Linked DNA regions of Homo sapiens: region 2 is linked to region 1. The links are chromatin loops, found by intact Hi-C in ENCODE. Cell type or tissue: dorsolateral prefrontal cortex. All regions are shown on one strand. Each heading gives the region's core, and the rest is flanking DNA. Links, peaks and the distances in the headings are about the cores only.

Evidence for each region. Peaks named below come from ENCODE experiments on the same cell type or tissue, not always from the same donor. Only the 100,000 strongest peaks of a DNase experiment are listed, where the experiment ranks them.
Region 2: it touches region 1 in a loop (4-fold over the local background); 22 of 110 quality-filtered maps call a loop at or near these places.

The regions. Positions count from the first base shown.
Region 1 is chr15:83,571,222-83,574,024 of GRCh38, forward strand. SH3GL3 (SH3 domain containing GRB2 like 3, endophilin A3) reads left to right here. Exons shown (of 9, transcript NM_003027.5): 5 at 1,344-1,477. Among named protein-coding and RNA genes, the nearest start is that of ADAMTSL3, 82 kb to the right of the region's middle. In dorsolateral prefrontal cortex, for the core only: CTCF peaks have their summits at 1,078 (motif pointing left) and 1,289; a DNase peak (open chromatin) is centred at 768; H3K27ac peaks cover 2,500 bases.
Region 2 is chr15:83,247,307-83,250,109 of GRCh38, forward strand. No RefSeq gene overlaps it. Among named protein-coding and RNA genes, the nearest start is that of BNC1-AS1, 35 kb to the right of the region's middle. In dorsolateral prefrontal cortex, for the core only: CTCF peaks have their summits at 1,282 (motif pointing right) and 1,490; no DNase peak of the experiment used is centred there; H3K4me3 peaks cover 367 bases; H3K27me3 peaks cover 323 bases.

The sequences.
Region 1 (2,803 bases), core at 117-2,616:
GTGGCGGCCCATGTTCAGAGCATCATCTTTGGAGTCTACAGTGTATTTGAAAATGTTTCTGTCAAGGCGAAATGAGCTGACATTGTGAGACACTGGCACTGGTGGCAGAGGGGCTGTGTAGGGGGTCAGGCAATACCATTTCTCACCATTTGGGCAGGAAAGAGTCCACAGGCTAGGAAGGGACATTTCGTCTTCATTTAGGAATTATTTAGACACACTTTGGAGAGTTGAGCTAAGGAAATGTAGCTTCCAAGGAGGAATGAAGCTACCACTGGGTCCGTATGGAGTCCTGGGAAGCCTTAGTTTAGAGTAACGGTTCCTACTTCTGTTTTGCAAGGTCCTCTTTAGTATCTTTCTGTTTTTTTTTTAAGGGAGGTGAGGCACATGTTGCCATCTCTATTTTACAGGTAATTAAGTTGTCCATGCCCTCACCTGGTGGGTGAAACAACTCAAAGGTCAGACTTAGGCTGGGCTTTACGGTCTTCTTCAAGCCTAGAAATGGAGCAACCCAATCTCCATCTTTTTACAAGATCAATTTGGAAAAACCCAAATATAGGAAAAATAGTTCATTCTAGTGCAGCATTTCCCAGGGATGTTTTCTAGAGACCCTGCAACCCTCATTGTACAGAGAACTAGAGGGCACCTGGTTTGCAGTAATCTGGCAAATTACTGCCGATTAACCGGACTGAGATAGCACACTGTAATCCAGGAAAAACTACCTGCCACTACCCGAGCCAGGAAGGCTGGCCTGGGCTCCAACGCACCAGCAGACCCCCACCCCACCCTGCTGACAGGATGTCCCATGTGACACTGGCAGGCTTTCTTTGACATCAGAGAGGGCAGGGAGGCTTAGAACCTTCTAGAAGGATACGGGGAGTAGCCTTGAGAAGATCCCACGGCTAGAAGCTGAGATGTTTTGTTGGTTTATTTCTATTGTAATTTTTACTGGTTAACACTTAGCCCCATGAGTGAATCCTTTCATTGTTTACAAAGAGATTTTATTCTCAAGCTTCTAAGGAACCCTCCGTGCCAGTTTCCCAAATTACCAGTTTTTTAGAAAGGATCTTTATCCCCATCTAGTGGTCCAAATGGTAAGTACTTCGGTCTGCTAGCCTCAGTTGTATTTTCTGTAGTGGTGAAAGTGCAGACCATAGAGAGGAAAATACAGAAAATAGGAAGCCTTGCTTTTTCTTTTTCATTCTGATCCAGGATTCAGAGGTCCCGGAGCAAGGACCTTGCTACACCATCATCCACACACTTTTGGTAAAGAATGAAATAAATAGCACTGTTAACCTGGAGTAGTGTTCCCAAAGAACCTTTTGTATTTATGTTTTCTATTCAAGGCAATGCATTGATAGAAGTTGGTGAATCCATGAAGCTAATGGCTGAGGTGAAAGACTCTCTTGATATTAATGTAAAGCAAACTTTTATTGATCCACTTCAGTTACTACAAGATAAAGATTTAAAAGAGATCGGGGTAAGTCTTCCAGGGTATAAATATACCTGTTGCTACATAAGATGATGTTTATATTTAAAATCACTAGAACGTTTCAGCAGACTGAAAGCATCATCTTATGATGCTTGTGGGTAGGGTAAAAATGACTCAGTTCTATTTTCCTGGGCTCACTGGGAAAGAGTGCCAGGATCCATTAGTCCTATCTGCCCTGGAGATGAAGCAGGATAATGGGAGGGAATGTAAGCCATGTTCTTTCAGCTGGAAATTCTGTATTTAGTTGAAGCCAGCTCTAAGCCAGGCTAAACAAAGTAATTACATAACTTTATAGTGGATTTCTTATTATCAAAATCGTACCATAGTTGCATGTTTTGATGCGTTGCCCTGGTGGTCATTATTTTCCATTACTTCTCAAGAAGATCAATACCTAGAAATTGAATTTTTCATTTGGAAAACTGTTAAAAATGGCGTGCATGGGAATTTTCAGGTACCTGGAGATAATTGCATGCCACTTGCATGGTGGCATTTTTGTAGATGTGCAAAAACAGCCCCAAGACTTCTACCCCACCAGTGACTTCCACTCTGGAGGTACAAGCACCGTCTTATGGATATGTACAGAAGATGTTCCTCCAGGTGCCTTCAGCATGATCTCAGCTTGGAGGTCATTTGAGCCTTGGGCATATCCTGTTTTCCCTTCTTCAGACCTATTGATTCTCAAAGTGTGGTCCCTGGACCAGCAACATCAGCATCACTTGTGAGAAATGCAAATTCTTGGGCCCCATCCCTTATCTCCTGAATCAGAAATCTTATGGGTGAAGCCCAGCAAGTCTGTGTTTTATAAAGTCCTCCAGGTGATTCTGATGCACGCTAATGTTCAGAAACCACTGTTCCAGCCCATCCTTTCCAGAACTCGAGGGGGAAGTGTGAACCCCCACTGGTCTAGCCTATGTGACAGAGATGAGGCTGGTGGGATGTGTGAGCTTGGGTGGCCTTCCCTGCTTGGACCGTGGGCCTTGAGGTGGCTCCATATTCCAGGGGCCAGAGAAGGAACTGATGGATGTCAGATTATTGGTTCTTCCTTTGTTCATTTATTTATTCATCCATCAACTGTGTATAGCCTGCTCTGCCCTGCTACAGTGGTGGTGGGCACTGGCCATATGTGGCTAAACAAGACCTGGTGCATGCCCTTGTGAAGCTCACAGGTGTAGGGTAGAGAGACAAGTAAACAGATACCATGCACTTTGACAGTTGTTGGAGAGATGAGCCCAGGGACATGAAGGAGAAGCACCTCTTTCAGCCTGGATGGGTCAGGGAAGGCTTCTCAGAGGAGGAGAAGCTGGCTAATGCAGA
Region 2 (2,803 bases), core at 79-2,578, 320 kb before region 1:
TTCAGCTATGGAGGGTGTATATGTCCAGGAATTTCTTCATTACTTCTAGATTTTCCTAGTTTGTTTGCATTGAGGTGTTCATAGTAGTCTCTGACGGTTATTTGTATTTCTGTAAATGACAAAGTTTATTTGGTTCTTCTTTCTTAGTCTAGCTAGCAGTCTACCGTATTAATTTTTTCAAAAAACCAGCTCCTGGATTCGTTGATCTTTTGAATGGTTTTTCATGTCTCAATCTCCTTCAGTTCAGCTCTGATTTTGGTTATTTCTTGTCTTCTGCTAGCTCTGAGGTTGGTTTGCTCTTGCTTCTCTAGTTCCTTCAGTTGTGATGTCAGGTTGTTAATTTGAGATTTTTCTAACTTTTTGATGTGGGCATTTAGGGCTGTAAATTTGAAGGAGCCATTTTTATCACACATACTGAACATTTACTTTGGGCTGGATGCTCTTCAGGAAGAAGACAGAGAACACCCTCAGCCCTTACCATTCTCCTTAACTTGGCTCAAAAAGCAGGGCAGGGTGGTGCAGGTTAGAGCAACAACACACAGACACACCTCCTCACAGAAACACTCATGGTAGGAATCAGAGAAAGTGCTGGAAGAATTCTAGAGGTCACCTACTGCATGGTTTTCAAGAGGAAAGTCTTTTTTAGCCGCAGAACATAGAACAAAATATTAAATGTACATGAAACCAGATGGAAGTGGAAGGAGCTCGTGTGGTGCTTGGGAGCTGTCCAAGCTACTTCTTATCTCCTCTTTAGCTCTCCCTCCAGAACGGCCTGTGAGGCACCTGTGAGGTTCCCTAGAACCCCTCAAAGTACAGTCTGAAACGGCAATTTTACAGATGGGGAAATGAGGGCTCCAGCATTAGAGATGTTTAAGGCCCCACAGCTAGGGATGTGCAGAGGTGGAAGCTGAAGCCAGGACCCTCGAGTCCCCAAACGTGTTCTTTCCACCACATCAGTCCTCTGCGTGTGGTGTGGCTGGTGACCCGGAGGGGCTCTGGATTCAGCTTCTTCTCCCGGAAGGCAAATGCCATCTCGGGAGTTGCGGGGGAAGCCCGTGGGAAACCTACTCCAATCCAATGTTCTAGGCTGAGGCACTCAATTCCTGGAAGCAGGATTAAGACCATTCAGAAAATATGTCCTCTTTTCAGCTAGCCTTGTAACTGGAAGAGGTACATGGGGTCACCAGGGGACTTTCCAAACATAATACATCTCGGAGGTCTGAAAGGACTCAGAAGTAGCGCACAATGCCTATTGCAATAACCAAGTAATTCCAGCAGAGGGCACTATTTCCTAACAATCTGAAATGCTAACCAGCATCACAGATTGGAAAGCTAGGAAGCTCCTTTAAAAAAACAATTTTTTTTTTCAGTAGTCTTAGCTCTCTGCAAAGAACATAAGTATAGCAATTCAGACTAATTAAAATTCCCAATCACACAGATTTCTAGGGTGTAGTTTTAAAAGAATCAGGTGACCAATAGGCATTCTGTTCTTTAAACAGTTTGCCTGTGGCTGCTTTTAAAGTTTCTTGACTAATCTGGCTTTAATGATCAGCCAGAGCATGTCTTGCAGAAGAAAGAGCAAAAGACGTTGAAGCACACTGAGCCAACCACACATTTCAATAAATATGTAGATTTTGAGACACTGTGAACCAACATGCACACATTTCAATAAGTAGATAGAAGCATAGGGACAGGGAACAACCCACACATTTCAATAGATAAACGTGGAGGCATTGTGAACCGACAAATAAAGAAAAAAAAAGAGTTGTGGGTGAGAAGGGGGGTGACAGGCTGGGCTACCTGCTCAGGAATGCACAGCTGGTGTCCAGAGACTCAGTCAGATGCTTCTCTTCTAGCCCCACGATTGCCAGGGAGCTAAGAACAGGCTCTCATTTCCCCAGATGAGGAAATCCTGGTCCAAAGGGGTTTTCCCTCAGGGGTCTCAAGCTCCTCTGTAGATGCCCCAGCATCTGAGGAGGTGGGAGGAGAGGCTGAGAGAGGCTGCCCAAGTCAGGGACTGAGTCTTTTCTTCCCATGAACAGAATGAGTAGCAGGACTTTTCCCTTTTAAGAAGAGTCTAGACCAGTGATTCTCAACTGGGGGCTATTTTGTCACCCACTCCCATCAGGGAATATTTGACAATGCGTGGAGATATTTTTGGTTGTCATAATTTTGGGGGTGCTATGGCATTTAGTGGGTAGAGACCAGGGAAGCAGCTGAACATCTTACAAAACACAGGACAATTCCCTACAAGAAAGAATGATCTGGTCCAAAAATGTCAATAGTGCCAAGTTTGAGAAATTGTGGTCCAGACGAGGGACCAGAAATTCTCAAACTGTAGTCCCCAGTATGGCACATCATCACCACCAGGGATTTATTACAGATGGAAATTCTTGGGCCCCATCTCAGACCTTCTTAATCAGAAGCTCTGGGAGCAACTTGTGTTTTAATGAGCCTTTCGGAGAATCTAAGGCATGCTCAAGTATGAGAACCGCTTGTTTGGGGACTATACTGCTTGAGGCTGGTAGTCTAACACTGTGCTTCTAAGTTATTAATGTGCTTACAGTCACTGCAGAATTGTTAAAATGCAGGTTCTGATTTAGTTGTTGTTAGAATTTGCATTGCTTACAAGCTCCAGGTGATACTGACGATACTGGTCAGGGCCCACATTTTAAGAAACAAGGAGGATCTAAGATATTGCTTAGAAATTTGCCAGATCATAAAATACACCTGAAGTGTATGTTGAACCTTCAGATTCCCAGTACCCTTCTGAGACCCTCTACGTAGGACATTTCCAGAAGAA